Linked DNA regions of Mus musculus: region 2 is linked to region 1. The links are chromatin loops, found by intact Hi-C in ENCODE. Cell type or tissue: heart. All regions are shown on one strand. Links, peaks and the distances in the headings refer to the core of each region. The heading gives the core; the rest is flanking DNA.

Region 1 (8,410 bases), core at 72-8,071:
TTTGGGTGGCTCCATTGGTACAGTGTCCATCTTGATAGCACAAAGCCCTGAATTTAATCTTCAGAATCCAACACACACACAAAAATTGACCTAGGCTCAGCATATTGTTACAGTTGTGTAGCTTGCATCTTGTGATACTTGAAACAGTGGAAGCAGAGGGTATCTCTGACTCTTTTGCCTGCTCCAAGGGTCCTTTCCTCTTCTAGCCTCAATACAAAGGAAGGAGACTAGTCTTACTGCAACTTGATATGCCATGGTTGGTTGATATCCCTGGGAGAGCTGCCCCTTTCTGAAGAGAAATGAAGGAATTGAGGGAGCAGAGGAAAGGGGTACTAGGAGGAGAGGAGGAGGTGAAACTGTGTTTGGGATGTAAAAAGAAACAAATATATTTTTTAAAGTTGGGTCTGGTGGTGGTCATATAATCCCAGTTCTGGAAGGTGCAGGGCATCCTTGGAACTGACTGGCTCATAAGCCTTGGTAGTAAGAGACGTTGACTCAAAATAGATAGATAGATAGATAGATAGATAGATAGATAGATAGATAGATAGATGACAGACAGATAGATAGATATGGAGATGGATGGATGGATGAATACATAGATAGATAGATAGATAGATAGATAGATAGATAGATAGATGTAGGTAGGTAGATAGATGATAGATAGATAGGTAGATAGATAGATAGATAGATAGATAGATAGATAGATAGATGACAGATAGATGGATAGATAGGTAGATAGATAGATGATACATACATACATTCATACATATATGGAGATGGATGGATGGTTAGATAGATAGATAGATAGATAGATAGATAGATAGATAGATAGATAGATAGAGAGATAGCAGATAGATAGATAGATAGATAGATAGATAGATAGATAGATAGATAGATAGATGATAGATCAAGAGAAGCTGAGAAGCTATAACAGAGACTGGCCTCTGGTCTCTCTGCACTGGCACACACATGTGTGCATACACTCACACACAAGGTGGAATTGTTTTCCTATTTTCTGTCACACATCAGAAAGAATTAAAGTTCTGTCTCAGAATGTTCTCTTCTGGTAAGGAGAATCACTCCATGGCACTTGGCATGAAGGAAGCCAGCGAAGGTGTACGAATTCTCAGTATTGCTGTGATTGTCTCACACACACACACAACACACACACACACACACACACACACGATTTCACACCAGACACTCTGTATTTCGGTGGCACTGGGGAGGGTTGGTTGCACACTCCCCAATCTTTAACAACTCTGAAGAACACAGTGTTCTATTAGGTCAGCCCCCAAAAGGTCACAGTGATGACATGATTCTTTTGTGTAGCTGTCAGGGTGGACATGGGCATGAGTGGTGGATATGACCTATTGCCTCTGGAGGCTTCCCAGATGAGCCCAGTCTCTTAGCCAAAGAGACATAAAGACTACTGCAGAGGAGTCTTACTTTGAACACTGCTGGAGTACCAGCTAGACACCAGATAGTTACACGCACACAGGGGGTGGGGGGAGTTTAATATTCAGCTTATATACCCACCAAACCTTGTCTTCCCTTGCTTCTTCATCTACTCTTCCCCACTACTGCCCTATACTCTTTTCCTTCTAACCCTCCAAACATGTTTTAAAGGCAAATAAGCAAAAGTTGGGTGGCACATAAGTTGGGTGCACATAAGTTGGGTGGCATGTAGATTGGGTATCACATAAGCATAGCCCATGAACAGAAGGCAGACAGCTGAGAAGAAAGATCTCTTCACTTGCAGGGGACTTGGGTAACACAGGTTTGCCACAATCCAACCAAGCTGCCTGAGTTTTTTTTTTTTTTTTTTTTTTTGTTAAGAGGGAAGAACAGAATCAGAGAAGCAGTTTCGATAATAAGATGACTTTCCCCATCTCAGTCTAATATCTGGGGAATAGAACCCTGTGTTCCAAGGGCAGATGTGATTATGACACACAGTCCACAGTGTTTTTCTTTGTGAGGATTTGGCCTGAAATTGGGGGGCTACTGGGAGGCGAATGAATAAATAGGGTTGAAGACTCCGTGATTCGTTAGAGACAAATAGAAATATGTTTGTGTCTCAGCGTCTCCCACCACCACTATCATTTTATTACCGGCTTAGGGTAGAATATCATTTGGAATTTATCAACAAGCCGTCTCCCAAGCTTTTTCGGACACTGTTTTCAAATTAAGGAACAGAATCCAAGTCTCATGAGCTTGTTTTTCATTAACTTAACAGAGAAACTATACTCTCAGAATGAGAGATTGGAGCCAGGATGTGGGTTCACTGAATTCTCAGAGCAGAGTGCTTTTGGTGTGTGGTGTGCTACAGTTAGTGCGTGGATGGTTGTTCTATGACACTGAAAATATGGCTTGGTCTCATGTAAGCTGACTTTTGGTTTCATTTCCTGGGTGATTCTTGCAGCTTTATAACAATGGATTTCCAAAATATCTAAATGTTCCTTGTCCCCTGCCATGAATAGGTACTGTCAAGTCATCCGGGTTTTTGGATATCTCTAATGTTAAGTATTTCAACGTGGGTACAACTGGATTACAGAGAGCAAAGGGAAACAGGAAGCGCCACAATGGAAGGCTAGAAATAAGAGGTGCTCTTTAGACCATGTGAGATCAGAGGTAAGTGGCTCACTTCTCATGTATTGGGCACTCAGATGGAGCGATTTAGATATGTCATTATCCCTTTTAATCCTCATAAGGCTTGGGAGGCAAATGTCTGAAAAGCTACCACACAAATTAGAAAAGTTGACATCAGCAGAGAAGTCAGGGGGTGTCACTCTCAAGATTTGGATCTAATTTGCCTAATATTACACCTACATGACCCTGTCTCAGATGCATCTCGAACTCCTCTCACTAGATATTGGGGGTTGTGGTCTGTAATATCACAGAGTGACCCCAAGGCTTCTCCAAAGAATGACCCAGCTGTCTTCTGCAAAGGGCTCCACACCAAGTCGATGGCAAGAGCAAGAAAGGACTCTAGGTAGCTGAGACAAACCTAAAACTACCTGTGCAGCCAGAGGTGTGGAAGCTGCTCTGTACAGACATGAGATGTTTGATAAATAACTGTGTTAGGTGGGCAGTCCTCTGTTGACAATACCTCGGAGCCTGAATCATCTAATACTCTCTATTACTTTTGACCTCACTGTGGTCCAAATTACCTGGTAGAGACAATTTGGGGGCAGATGGGTATGTTTGGCTCATGGTTTCTGAGTGTTCTATTCATGGTTGCTTCTCTCCAACCCTGGCCCCAGCTGCTGCTCTGCAGAGCATCAGGGTAGCTGTCACGGGCATGCTGTGGTAAAACGGAAGTGTTTCATCTCATGGTGGACAGAAGGCAGAAAAGAGGGAGGGAGTAACCTGGCAATAAGAAATGTCTTCATATCCGATGATTTCATTCAACCAGGACTCATCTTCCCAGAATCTCCCAAAGCCAGCATTAAGGAGGAAGCATTCAACACAACAAGCATATCCCTCCCTTAGGGAGCATATTCAAATGTTCCATATTCAAATGGTGACATAGCTGGCCAGGATTCAGAAGTTCTCTTTGCCTCTAGGTATCTGCAATAAATATGGGCCCACGTCTTAGGTATCACACAGCTATATGAACCTGTGGTAATTATTATTTACACAACATCTTCATTTTTCTATGCTACACTCCAAAGAGGGCTGGCGCTCACAGATTTTCTGGGCATTTACTAACATGCATCATTCTTAATACAACTGAATTCATACTTGAGATGCACATCATAAAAGCACAAAACCTCCCACGAGTCAAAAACCCAGCACTGGATTGCACTGGAGTTTATTTCTAGAGGAACTAACATGACCACTAGATGGCACCGGAGTCTGGGTTCATCTTTCTGTTTCCAGAACCAGCTCTAACAAGACACCTGTAAAACCATAAATTTCAGAGTCAGTTGTTTGTTTATCTCATGTGGTACAAGGCATTATGATTTTTTGTTTGAGCTCCAGCATTTCCCTTCCAATAAATGAACACAGGGCCAGCTCTGACACTGAAGCCAACTCTTGACAAGTCTATTTTAAGATCCCTTAAAGAACTTCCTGTAAAACATTCAGGTTCCCACAATTGAAAGAATAATTGTAATCTACGTTTTTAAAACCTGCAGCAAGGCATGTGTCTAGAAAAAGCAGCAGTTCAGTTGTTAACTTATCGTGTTCATTTGGATTTCAGCTGCAGCCTGGAAGTCACCCAATAAACATGGGGTTAAGTCTGCTAGTATTGCAAGGCCCAGAAGGACATGAAGATACAATGACACCGTGCATGGATTTGAAAATAAGCAAAGGACTGGGCACGATTGGTTTGTATGCCACGAAGAAAGCCAGTGAGTAATGTGAAGAACATAAATACAAGCATATGTAAGGCCTTGAGAGCTGGCTCAGTGGGTAAGGAACCTGCAGCTCTTCCAGGGGACCTAAGTTTAAATCCCATGCCCCATGTGAAAATCCTGCCATGGTTGTATGTGCACCTATAACCACAGTACCGTAAGGGCCAGAAGCAAGAGGATTGCTCGGGCTTGCTGGGTGCCAGCTCTGCCCCAACTTCAGTGAAAGACCCTATCTCAAAGAGATAATGTGGAAAGTAATAGAGAGGGGTGCTCAGAGGCCTTCCTCCTCTAGCTTACCCTCAGAGGTACCTATAACTGCACATGAATGTGCACCTATAATGTATATACATATACACACATACATACATGCATATGTGCATATCTACATACATATACACATACATACATATACATGCATGCATATGCACATGCATACACAAATGAATGTGTGTGTGTGTGTGTGTGTGTGTGTGTGTGTGTGTGTGTAAATTTAACAAGGTAGTCAAATGGTGATATTTGAGCAGTAACTAGAAAGACAAGATAGAATCAGCTGTTGGAAAGACAGAATGATGGAGGTCAGCTGGGGAAGGTTTAAGAGTCCAGAGATGTAGGTAGGCCACATTATGAAAGGACTTGGCTTTTGTAGTTTGTCTTGGTGTTCGAGCCAATAGGAATTGTTTTTAAAAAATCAACAAGAATCACAGACCCTGGGAGTATAGCTCAGGATAAAGGAACTGCCTAAAATGTGCAAGACCCTGGGTTGTATCCCGAACACTGGAGACCAAATATCAATCTCACTTTTGGTGGATGAGTAGATTTTCTGACACCCAATAACAATAGCAAGGCCGTAATACATGTATAATGAGCACATACGTAGGGCTTGTTCACTGAGAGTCCTTTTCAGTATTACTGCATCGACAGAGTTTCTCTTGGGCTTGAGGCTCTTTCTCAGACTTGAGGGCCATCAGAAGAATCTGAAGCATGGCTAGCTGCCTTCCTTCATCACTTTGACTTCTGATCACTTCCCCTCCTCCACAGTTCTGGCTCAGGAGATTTTAGGTAGAAACCTAGAATCTGCATCTGTCCCACCTTCCAGCTGCTGTTGCTCGCGCTTGGAGAGACGGTACTGAGAGAGCCTGGGTGTAGACCCATACGAATGACAAAACCAAAACCAGCCTGGAAGGTTTGTTTCGCTTGCATTATGACCAAGCTTCTGGACTTCCGAGACTACGTTCTATTACTAAGGGCAAAGATGCTAAAGCCACTCCACTCCTGACCGCGGGGCATGTCCCTCTCTTCCTTCTGAATAGTGTCCGGCTTTTCACAGAGAGCAATTGTGTCCATTTATGTAATAAGCCAGGCTTGGCTTAACAACGAAACAGAGATGCTTTAGGCAGCGATTGAAGGCTACCCATATCTCTACAAGATGTTCAAAGAAAATATCGTCTAAAAATCAACAAAGCAAACCTCCCCTGGGAGCGTCGCTGAGGAATTAATTAGCACATTAGAAGCTTCTAGAAAACATCTCAACTTCCTTCCCATTCTAGGCGTCACCTAAGCCTGTGCCTCCATCGCGGTCCTTGGACAAATGCTGTCAGACACTGGCCTACACCGCATGCTAATCGTTACTGAAGCTTGCTTTTCCCGGGTTCTCTCTACTCTCGACACGGCACCTTACTTTGGATAAGTGCTCAATGTGGTGGGATTCACCACTTCATTCAAGACTCCCCAAACTTCCTCTGGCAAACACTAGAGTAACCTGGGCATTTAATTTCCAAGTTTCCTGGACCTTAACCCTCTCCCTACTGAGCCAAAAATCTTCGAGCGAAGGTGCAGGTGCCTGATAATTTTAGCAAGTCCCCCGGTGATGTCTGCACAGCAGGTTTAGAAAAGACCTTTTAGAAAAGACCTCGACTGATGATCTTTATTTTACTATCCAAGATCAATGTCGCCAGTGTTTCTCTCTAAGATTTCCTTAATTCCCCTAAAGCAGTGTGGGTCTCAGCCTTTCTAAAGCTATGAACCTCTAATACAATTTCTATATTAAATTTTATTTAATATTAATTATATTATAGTTATATGATATTCATATAAAATAATAGAAATATAATATATAATTTTATATAATTAATATTAACATGAATAAAATTTTAAAAATTAAATTTAATGTTATATTATAAATATATACTATATATTATATAACATTATATACTATACATTATATTAATATATACCAAATATGTATTAATATATAATGTGATAATATATTAATATTCTAATATATGATAATATGTATTATATGGTATAAAATAATATAGAAAAATTAATATATACTATAATGTGGTAATATTATATCATACTATAATAAATTTAAATTTTAATATATTAATGTTAATATTTTATTTAATAATACTTGATACAGTTCCTGTGTTATGGCTGGCGATCCCCAACCATAAAATTATTTCATTGCTACTTCACAACTGTCATTTTGCTACCATTATGAATCACAATGTAAATACCCGATATGCAGGATATCTGATACGTGACTCCTGTCTGGGTTGAGACCCACAGGTTGAGAACTACTGCACTAAAGCTCAGCGGCTTCCCTTTGTATCTGTTGCATGTCGTTTTTCTGATATGTTCTGCTGTTTTTCCATCTTTACTCAAAGGACCTTTGTTGAGAGTGCTCATGAAAAGCGAAATTATGGCGTCACTCTGAGTGTATTTTCCTGACGCTAACATGCATTAGAAAAGTAGTAGGTGCTCAATAAATGTGGCTATAACAACTTGAAATTCTTCCATTTTCTGACTTCTAAGAGAAACTGGACGTCACCTCTTCATCAGGGAGCAGCATTCATATGGTTAAGGACATTTGTCCAGTTATAGAATCTGAATATACAGCCTTGGATACGCCCTGTGTTCACTTTGGTTCTTAACAATGGGAAGAATTATCCGGGCATATTTGATCATGACATACTCGGGGGTGAACATGAGTCTTAGAGGCTTGACAGCATCAGAAGAAGGCCAGCCTCGCCCAAAAGAAGCACGGGTGTGTCATCACGTCTCACAACGACAACAGAGTCCTTTTCGGATGCAGCTTCTCATCAGAGCGCGAGTGACCCATGCTGGACTGCGCGCCCCACGCTGGACCATCTCGGTTCCCACAGTCGTGGTCTCTCATGGTTTGACTGAGCTGATCTCTTTTACACACCTGTCCCCCCAGGCTCCAGAGGACAAATGCTAGAGTGAGAATTTCTCACCAGGCGTCCAGGTGGTGGCCACCGAGGCAGAAGTGGGAACGGAGATGCATTTTTCCCAAAGATCACCCCGGGGATGCTTCACCCCATTCCCAAACCTGATGAGAAAGGAATAAACCGGAGTCTGGGTCAACTTTGACTTCCTGGTTCTGAGGAGCAGATGCTTTGACTCATTTTTGAATCCATGTCAGGGTGGTTCTTGGACGAACGCTTGCCCTTTCTGATGCAACACTCGTTTGTGCGCATGGGGGTGGGGGAGGGGAGGAAGGAATTCCCACCAGTTTGTTGACTAAAATCTAGAAGTATGAATCAAGCAGAGACCTGATCACCGCTGTCTTAGTTAGGGTTTCTATTGCTGTGAACAGACACCATGACCAAGGCGAATGAATCTTATAAAGGGCAGCATTTACGTGGGGCTGGCTTACAGGTTCAGAGGTTCAGTTCATTATCATCATGGCGGGAAGCATGGAAATATGCAGGCCGACATAGTGCTGGAGGAGCTGAGAGTTCTACAACTTGATTCAAAGGTAACCAGGAGGAGACTCGCTTCCATAGCAGTCAAGAGGAGGGTCTCTTTGGCACTGGGTGGAGCTTGCGCACCAGGAGCCCTGAAAATCCTGCCTACAGAGTGACATACTTCCTCCAAGGCCACACCTCCAAACAATGCCCCTTCCCGTGGGTGAAGCATTTTTAAACCGCCACAACCATTCAATATCCATTTATTTCATTCCATCCTAAGTGCCAGACTCTGCCTGTGAGCAAGCCAAATGAAAGACGAGCAGTGTCAGACAAGAC
Region 2 (8,410 bases), core at 333-8,332, 110 kb before region 1:
TGTATTTCTACACACACACACACACAGACACCCCTACCTCAGCTCATCGTGCACACAGATTTCAAATCCTCGTTTGAATCCATTTCTTTTCTTGCCTTCCCTGAATGTTTGTCAACAGAAATTCCCTCCTTCTGGTCACTCCAGCTTGGTGTGGGAGCTGCTCTTTGGTTAACTTTCTTCCTGTACTTGTTGAATTCTAAGAACAAGTTTTCTTTTACAGTTACCACAGCTGTATTACTTTCTCAGATTCTGTAGGTCACATGCTCACAGCCACAATGTCAGGCATGCGTACAAGTGTATAGGAGAGGATGATCTCAGATCCCACCTTATAGTAATGTTCATTTATCAGCAGTTTGGCAGTAATCAGCTTTAAACTATTAAACTATTAAAGATAAATGACAGCTGGAAAGATGAAAATGTGATAATATACTGCTATTCTTAAAGACAAAAATCTCATCACAGTGCAAGCATTGGAGAAGGATATGGCTTACATTTGTGTTCTGAAAAACTGCACCTCTCTATGTCCTTAATACTACTTCTCTGAAGACCAACCTAGACTCATTGGGAAGAAAAGAAAATGCCTTGGAACTTTGTGATTTTGAAGCTGGGCCTAAATGGTAAATGGAAGAATTGAAACTTTCTTTTATTCATGATCAATGCCCTGTGCACACTGTCATGTTACAGAGAGAGAGACAGAGAGAGAGAGAGACACACACACAGAGAGAATATCCATATACACATATACATATTATATATGTGTGTGTGTATATACATTTATGAATGATCAATGACATCAACAGAAATCTTCGAAGATAGATTGTTTGAACCGTTGACCATCATGTGAGGAATGCATAAGTAAGTCACACATCGCCATGGCTATTTAAAAACAGCCACGGTAACCACATAAGCTTTGCTCGGAGCTGCCCACCCTCATTCCCGGAAAGCACTTCCTTTGGTCCTCAGCGGGTTTTGTATGGAATCTGAGGTTCCTGGCCCTGCTTCTGTTGTGCCCTTTGAAACATGAGAGGGCGGGCACACAGGAAATGAAATGGGATCCGAGGAAGCTGGTTTGAAAGAGATGAGAGTTGTTTGTGTTTTGAAAACATATCTTTGTAGGTTGATGGCGGTTGATTTCTATGCTATGGCCCAGGTCAGATCCCCAAACATTACAACATCTCATCTTGAGTCTTATATGATTTTGGCAATAATCTACTGTCTGGTTTTCACAGGTATGTATGCTTCTCTGGCAAAGGCTTCTGTCTGAACTCAGACATGTTTCCACATTCAAACTCAAAAGACCATTCACGTGCAAACACGGTACAATACTTAAAAGCATCATGCACATTTTCGGAAAACCCCACAGTGAGCTCCTGGGAGCTTGCCAGGCCAGGAGATACTACTTTTTCACAGGTGAGCGAGCAGCGAAGTCTATTTTCACAGAAGAGGGGTAAGAACATTGCTGGGAAGAACACCGCGGCCATCCAAACCCAACAATCTCGGCTTTCGTTCGTTTGTTTGTTTGTTTGTTTGTTTGTTTGTTGAGACATGGTTTCTCTGTGTAGCCCTGGCTGTCCTGGAACTCACTCTCTAGACCAGGCTGGCCTCAAACTCAGAAATCTGCCTGCCTCTGCCCCCTGAGTGCTGGGATTAAAGGCATGCACCACCATACCCGGCTCCTAGATATTTTCATTTCTTTGAGATTATTGTAAATGTGAGCATGTCCATGATTTCCTTCACAGTGTATTTGTTGTTCTGTATAAATTTAAAGGTACGTTTTTCCTGTTTCTGCAGATGATGAGAGGGAGTTTTGCATTGAATCTGTAAATAACTTTTGGTGAAGAGATCATTGACATGATATTTTTACCAATAATCATAGTATATTTTTTCTGTTTTATAGTCTCTCCATCTTTCTGAATGTGTGTGTGTGTATATATATATATATATATATATATATATATATATATATATGAATGTACATATAATTTATATATGTGTAGAGATATAAATGTATATATATATATATGTGTGTGTGTGTGTGTGTGTGTGTGTGTGTGTGTATAATTGTAGAAGTCCTTCACTTCCTTGGTTAGGTTTATTCCTAGATTTATTTTTTATTTTATTTTATCTTATTTTATTTTATTTTATTTTATTTTATTTTATTTTTGAGACAGGGTTTCTCTGTGTATTCCTGGCTGTCCTGGAACTCACTCCATAGACCAGGCTGCCCTCGAACTCAGAAATCCGCCTGCCTCTGCCTCCCTCCAACAATCTCAACCGTAGCAAAACTCTTTTATTTGAAAATGTCAATTTCTCTCAGAATGCTCTCTAATCGCTTTGCCCACTGCTTACAATGATATTAAGGAAACACGTGGGATCAAAAGCCTTAAAGGAAAGCACAGCTTTAAGGAGATTGTCTGTCCACGTAAGAGCATGTGTCCATCCATGCACTTTAGACAAGCACTTTCAACTGCATGATGCTCGCTTGGATATGAGGAAACAAGTCACTGGATGCTGTTAGTTTTGCCTGGCAGTCAACTGCAGAAAAAGCAACAGTTAGTGTTTTTGAGTCCCCCACACCCCTTGATTCTTGACAAGTTTTCAACATGGACTGGGCAGAGCTCCCATACATCACTGGCTCTGACGAGCTCCTGACCCTGAGCCTAAACATGTGCAACCCATTCCCTAGTTGTAATCTGGATTTTAAAATCCTATTCCTGCTTGTAAAGCAGCACCCACCAAAGCAACATGGTGGCGGGCTCTGTGTTCACTGCACTTCCATAGTAGACTGCAGGATTCAGGAGCGGATCCATTTATTATATGGCATGTGCCATCTCCTGGGTGACAGCCACATTCATCAAAGCTCCAGTCCCTGCGAAGGGATAATGTTCAGGAAATATTTGAGCAGCTATCGCTCTTGCCCCATGGCTCTTCCCAAAGTTAATTTTAAAAAAGCTCCTTTCTACCAGTCTTCCAAAGAATACAAATTTTGTGTCTCCAACTTCTTGGAGAAGCCAAAGCAAAACAATTGTGATAACGTCTTCTTCCTTTTTTTTTTTTTCTACAGATCCCTCAAAGGGGCTCTTTGTTGGAGCATCCTGCTTTGACATCCTATCAGGGGCAGCTCGCTAATGATTTATTATCACAGACTCTATTTCCCAGGTAAAAATTGAGACATGGTCTCTCAAAGTATTGAACTTAAGACTACAGTACTGTATTTCCTTAGCTTTCGGGAAAATCGAGAAAAGGGTAGCAGAAAGACAGCCACCCCAGTCACAACCCAGTGAAGAGCAAATTCAAGATCAAAATGCCCTCTCTACAAAGGCAATTTAGAAGAATAGAACAAAATTAAGCACCTTTAGTTTTTACTGTCACATCCTGTGTCCTTGAAATAGTCTTACCTACTGCAATGTGAGATTTAGACAATAATTTCGTATTTTTAACTTTCTTTCTACAACCTCTTTGGAAGCAAGTTCTATCTATCTATCTATCTATCTATCTATCTATCTATCTATCTATCTATCTATAGATGTATGTTTGTATTGAACATTGGACAATAGTTTTATATGAGATGGAGCCTTCTGACTGAGTCTGAATCTTCAGCTTTGTGAAGCAGCTATGTTCCATCAGTAAGCAGGAGTGAGCAGAAGTCAACTTTAAATGTTTTCTTCTCTATGATTTGAGGTTTTCTAGGCTTTAGTCTCACCAGCAAAGATCATCTGCTGTTTTCATAACTGCATCCAAGTGTACCCCATAAAAGAGACAACCGCTGGAGCAAGGTAACTGCTCAGTCAGTGAAGTGTACCCTGAAAGCACAGACCTGAGTCTGTATACCAGCCTCACAGAAAAGCAGGAAACAAACCTACACACCTGAAACCCCAAGGCTTGGACCAGGGGTGGAGACAGGTGGATCCTGGGAGCTCATTGGTTAGTTAGTTAGCCTAGCTGGGTAGGGTAACTCTAAGTTCTGTGAAAAACCCTATCTCAAAATATAAGGTAGAGAACAAACAAGAAAGGCACCTGATTTTGACCTCCAGCAACCACATGCATGTGCGTGTGTGTGTGTGTGCGCGCGCGCACACACACACACACACACACACACACACAGACACACTGCTCCATACACCCATACACATATGCACAAATGCACACTAATGTACATTATGAGCGCTCACGCGTGCGCATACACAGACACACACACACGCACACAGGCACACAGATGACAACTATTCCCATAGGTAGGATCAAAGTGGACTCACTCTATGTTCTTAACTGTTAACTACTTTGCTATCAACAGCTTCCACCTTCCAGAATGTTCCCATGCTCCTTAAAAATGGAGAAGCAAGGCTCGACTGGCTCTTTCCAGTGAAATGTTTGAATCGTGCACATTTGTTCAGAGAAAACGCTTTCCATTGTTTCTGCGGCACTGGGACTAATTAGGTCAGAACGTTTTCTTTTGATTGTCTCCCTTTTCTGAATTTAATGAAGGTGGAAAAAGAAATAAAGCTAATTTTCCCTCCACATGCTAGAACCCTTTACCACACTTGTAGGACAGTTAAGAGCATCCAGAGCACAGAAGACAAACACGGAGGTGGCAGGAAGTGGGTGGGGCTCTGGAACAGATCTTGGGACTTTCCATGACACAGAAGCCCGCTTCCCTCCCAGCCTGGTCCCTGGGGGCATAAGCCCTTGAAGTTACCCTCCTGGTGAGTCTGCGCATCAGTACACTCAAAGGGAAACAGAGGCTTCCTTTCTCAACCCTCATTTGCATAAGTTGAAACTTAATCCAACTCTGCTGAGATGTTCCTCAGTTCTGGCATCTGCCCCACTCTTGCCTTCTCCTTCCCCCTCAACTTCCCCAGGCTTTCTCAAATCAAACCGGCATAATTTCTCTCTGTGAAAGCTCAATTGGTGACCTTGGGAAGTCAGAGCGGCTTCCAAAAGGAATTCATTACTGTGTTGAGGTGACATTGGCTTTCATGAAAACGAATGTTCTGAAACAAACTATCAGCTTTGGAAAAATAATTCATCACATTTTTTTTTGGTGGGGAGGAGGATAAAATGTCTCGCGTTAAAAAGGACCTCTCGTGGGTGACCTATCTGTCATGAAAAGCGTTGTTAGGACAGTCTGTGCTGTTTGGAAGCCTGGAACATGGACGCTTTCATGCCGACTTTCAGGAGAACAAGGTGAATCATGAAACACTCAAAATTATTCTCCCGTGGTTCTGTTGAAATGATTCTAATTGTTTCTGAAGGTGCACCTGGGAGACAGAGATGGGAAGTGGGGTTCCTGGGTTCTGCCCAGTTCAGTGAGTGATGGGGATGGGCGGCACTTCTGCAGCTTCTCTGTCAGCCAGCGGACTCCTCTCACTGTCTGGGCAGGCTCTGCCAGTTTGCTTCTTCTCAAGGAGACAGAATACTTACTGCTTGCTCCAGAATTTAAAGGTTAACAACACACCTTCCATGATTTTTTTCCTTAATTTTGAAAGATTATAGTAAAATTATGTTTATTTAAATCTAAGATTAATGTCTACCCTTCAAGGAAGCTTATTGGGTAGCGACGCATGCTACCAGGTCTGACTAGCTGAGTCCAATCCCCAGAATCCACGTGGTAGAAGGGAAGAAAGAACGTCCTGCAACTTGTTCTCTGGCCTCCATATGCTTACCAGAGTACCATATGTGTGCATGCATACACACATGTGCATATACACTAAATAACTGTGAAACTTAAAACAACATTCACGTGTCTTATAGCTTAAGCCCTAATATTATGTCATATTTACTTTAGACGTTTACTTATTTGAAAGAAGGTGAGGGTTTCATTTCAGCATTTTTTAAAAATTACGTCTATGTATGTGTGTATGTGTGTCTGTGTCGGCACAGGCATTTGAATATAGGAGCCAGCAGTGACCAGAAGATGTCATTGAATGTCTTGGGAGATGGATTTACAAGATGTTGTGAACTGCCCAATACAGATGCTGGGAAATGAACTCTTCTGCAAGAGTAGTCAGTGTTCTTAACCACTGAGCCATCTCTCCAGCTCCACTTTTCCTCTCTCTCTCTCTCTCTCTCTCTCTCTCTCTCTCTCTCTCATTCTTTCCTTCCTTCCATCCTTCCTTTCATTCATTCACTCTTTCTTTCTGTCTTCTCTTATTGCTGTATGTAAGCATGAGTGATGTGCATGTGAGCACAATTATCAAGGTGGACCCATGGAGGTCAGAGGACATCTCTGCAGAGTCATTTGTCTTCTTCTACATTCATTTGGTCCCAGAAATCAAATGGAGGTCACCAGGGTCATGTTACAAGTACCTTGAAGCCATCTTGCCTACACCAGACCTTCTCTTCACAGGAATATATAAAATTATGGAGGGATGGAGTGAAGGCCTTCGTATCCTTTCTCAGGCCATTCCCCTTTCTCCTCCTTTAGTGACAAACACTCTCATAAACCTGGTGTACCCTATCAGTCTCTGGCTGTAGAGCTTTATTGTCTAACTTAATACACCATATTTGAAGCACACAATTCTATTCATGTGTAATTGTCATGATTCCAGTTTGCATTCTGTCAGAGCCCTGACTCGCTGTTGAAAGCCCCATTCCCTTTTGCTCCTCAGCCCTGTGGTCTCTAGGTAAAGGGTGAAGTAATGGGTAAGAAATAACAAAACTTACTTTGGACCAGGGACCTATAAGCAGAAGTGTAAAAGCTGGGCTTTCAAGAAAGCCTGTGCTTCTTGATATGAAGACAAAGGTTCAGATTTGCCCTTGTTTTTATGCTCGGACTCTAGGACTAAACAAACAAACCTTGTCTGGCACGGGAACTGTTATCTTATAACCTTCAGAATGAAAGATCCCAGAGAAGAAACGGAATAAGTCATGAACCCCGTGGAAGGGGCTCTGACTGCTCACTGGAGTCTGTATGAAAGGCAAACCAATTAAATGTTTCTACACATATTCTGCCGTTTCCTCTTCGATGCCAGACAGAGTAAATGGCCTGAGCCTCCTGTCCCTCACTTTGTGGGATCAGACCAAGACACCTTCACTTACACTGTAACAGGACAGGAGTGTGCCCCACTATTGGACTTTAGAACAGTGACATTCATACTGTCCTATTGGAGTAGGGCTGTAGCCAAGTAATCCTAACTCATGCAGTGTTACTTTGGAGAATTTTACAGAATGCCAAGAGCCTAACAAGCTGTTCTGAAACTTAATTTCTTAACTAAATACTTTATGTGTCGCCTGTCTACCTCGACACCATGTAGGTGTGTGTGTGTGTGTGTGTGTGTGTGTGTGTGTGTGTGTGTGTGTGTGTTTGTGTGTGTGTGTCTATATACCTGAACACAGTACTTCATGAGTACACACCCCTGAGCTCTATCCCCAAACCCCTGGTTACCTTCTCACCATGTTCCCTAGGCTGCCCTTGACTTCATATGTTAGCCCGAGCCTGTCTAACATGCATTAGATTGCTTCTGCCTCAACTGTTTCAGTCACTGCCATTACAACCTACACCAGCAGGCCTGGCTATATCCAGATCTACTATCCACGGTCTCTCAGCTACTTCATTTCTTACAGGTATTTAGGCTATAGCTGACTTTTTAGTTGCCAGTTACAATGCCACGGAATCCTGTTCACCTGCACAGGCAAGGGTTTCTCTGGTGTCACACACACACTCACACACACTCACACACACACACTCACACACACACACATACTCACACACTCACACACACACACACACACACACACACTCACACTCTCTTACTCATATTCAATGAGGGCTCTGGCTGACAGCTCTGAGACTCTTACTTACTGCCAAGTGGCTTTTCATTGATAGTAATTGCTTGTCTCCATGAAGTACACTCTGATGTTTGAGGATGTGTTTATCTTACATACCGAACAACTCGATATACTTAGTCCTTTATCTTAAACATGGATCATTTCTTTGCAATGAGAATATTCAAGATCCTCTTTTCTGGCTCTTTCCAATTACTAAATAAAGCACCATTGACTGAATCATCCTTCTTTTAACCGATTTCCAGACATTATTCCACGTGTCTCTCTGTTATGGGATTTCCATTAGTCATTCTCTTCAAACAGATTCCTACAAGACAAATTATTATTTGTGAATGGTCATATATCTGTAGTTGTATATACATGTTCATAGTTGCATTTTTAGACATCTATAAACTATATTGGGTCAAAATTTCTTGCTTCTCTTATTTCATTTGTTAAGGATTTTTTGGGGGAGGGGGCACAAGAATGAGAAGTAGCTAAAAAGATTTTGACTTCCATGAGCTTCATGTTTCCTTCTTTCTTTTTCCCTTCAGAGGTAAAACCCTCAACTGTGGCCCTTTTGACCTTTGGGGTCAGGTCTTTCTTGCGGTTGGATTACCCTGTGCATCACAGGACATGGACTAGT

What was found. Peaks named below come from ENCODE experiments on the same cell type or tissue, not always from the same donor. Only the 100,000 strongest peaks of a DNase experiment are listed, where the experiment ranks them.
Region 2: it touches region 1 in a loop (2.2-fold over the local background); 6 of 42 quality-filtered maps call a loop at or near these places.

The regions. Positions count from the first base shown.
Region 1 is chr10:68,899,005-68,907,414 of GRCm38, forward strand. No RefSeq gene overlaps it. Among named protein-coding and RNA genes, the nearest start is that of Gm32931, 80 kb to the left of the region's middle. In heart, for the core only: a CTCF peak has its summit at 3,837 (motif pointing right); no DNase peak of the experiment used is centred there.
Region 2 is chr10:68,790,992-68,799,401 of GRCm38, forward strand. It overlaps Gm32931 (predicted gene, 32931), which reads right to left. Exons shown (of 3, transcript NR_168586.1): 3 at 7,789-8,092. Among named protein-coding and RNA genes, the nearest start is that of Gm32931, 28 kb to the right of the region's middle. In heart, for the core only: a CTCF peak has its summit at 4,738; a DNase peak (open chromatin) is centred at 4,680; H3K27ac peaks cover 611 bases.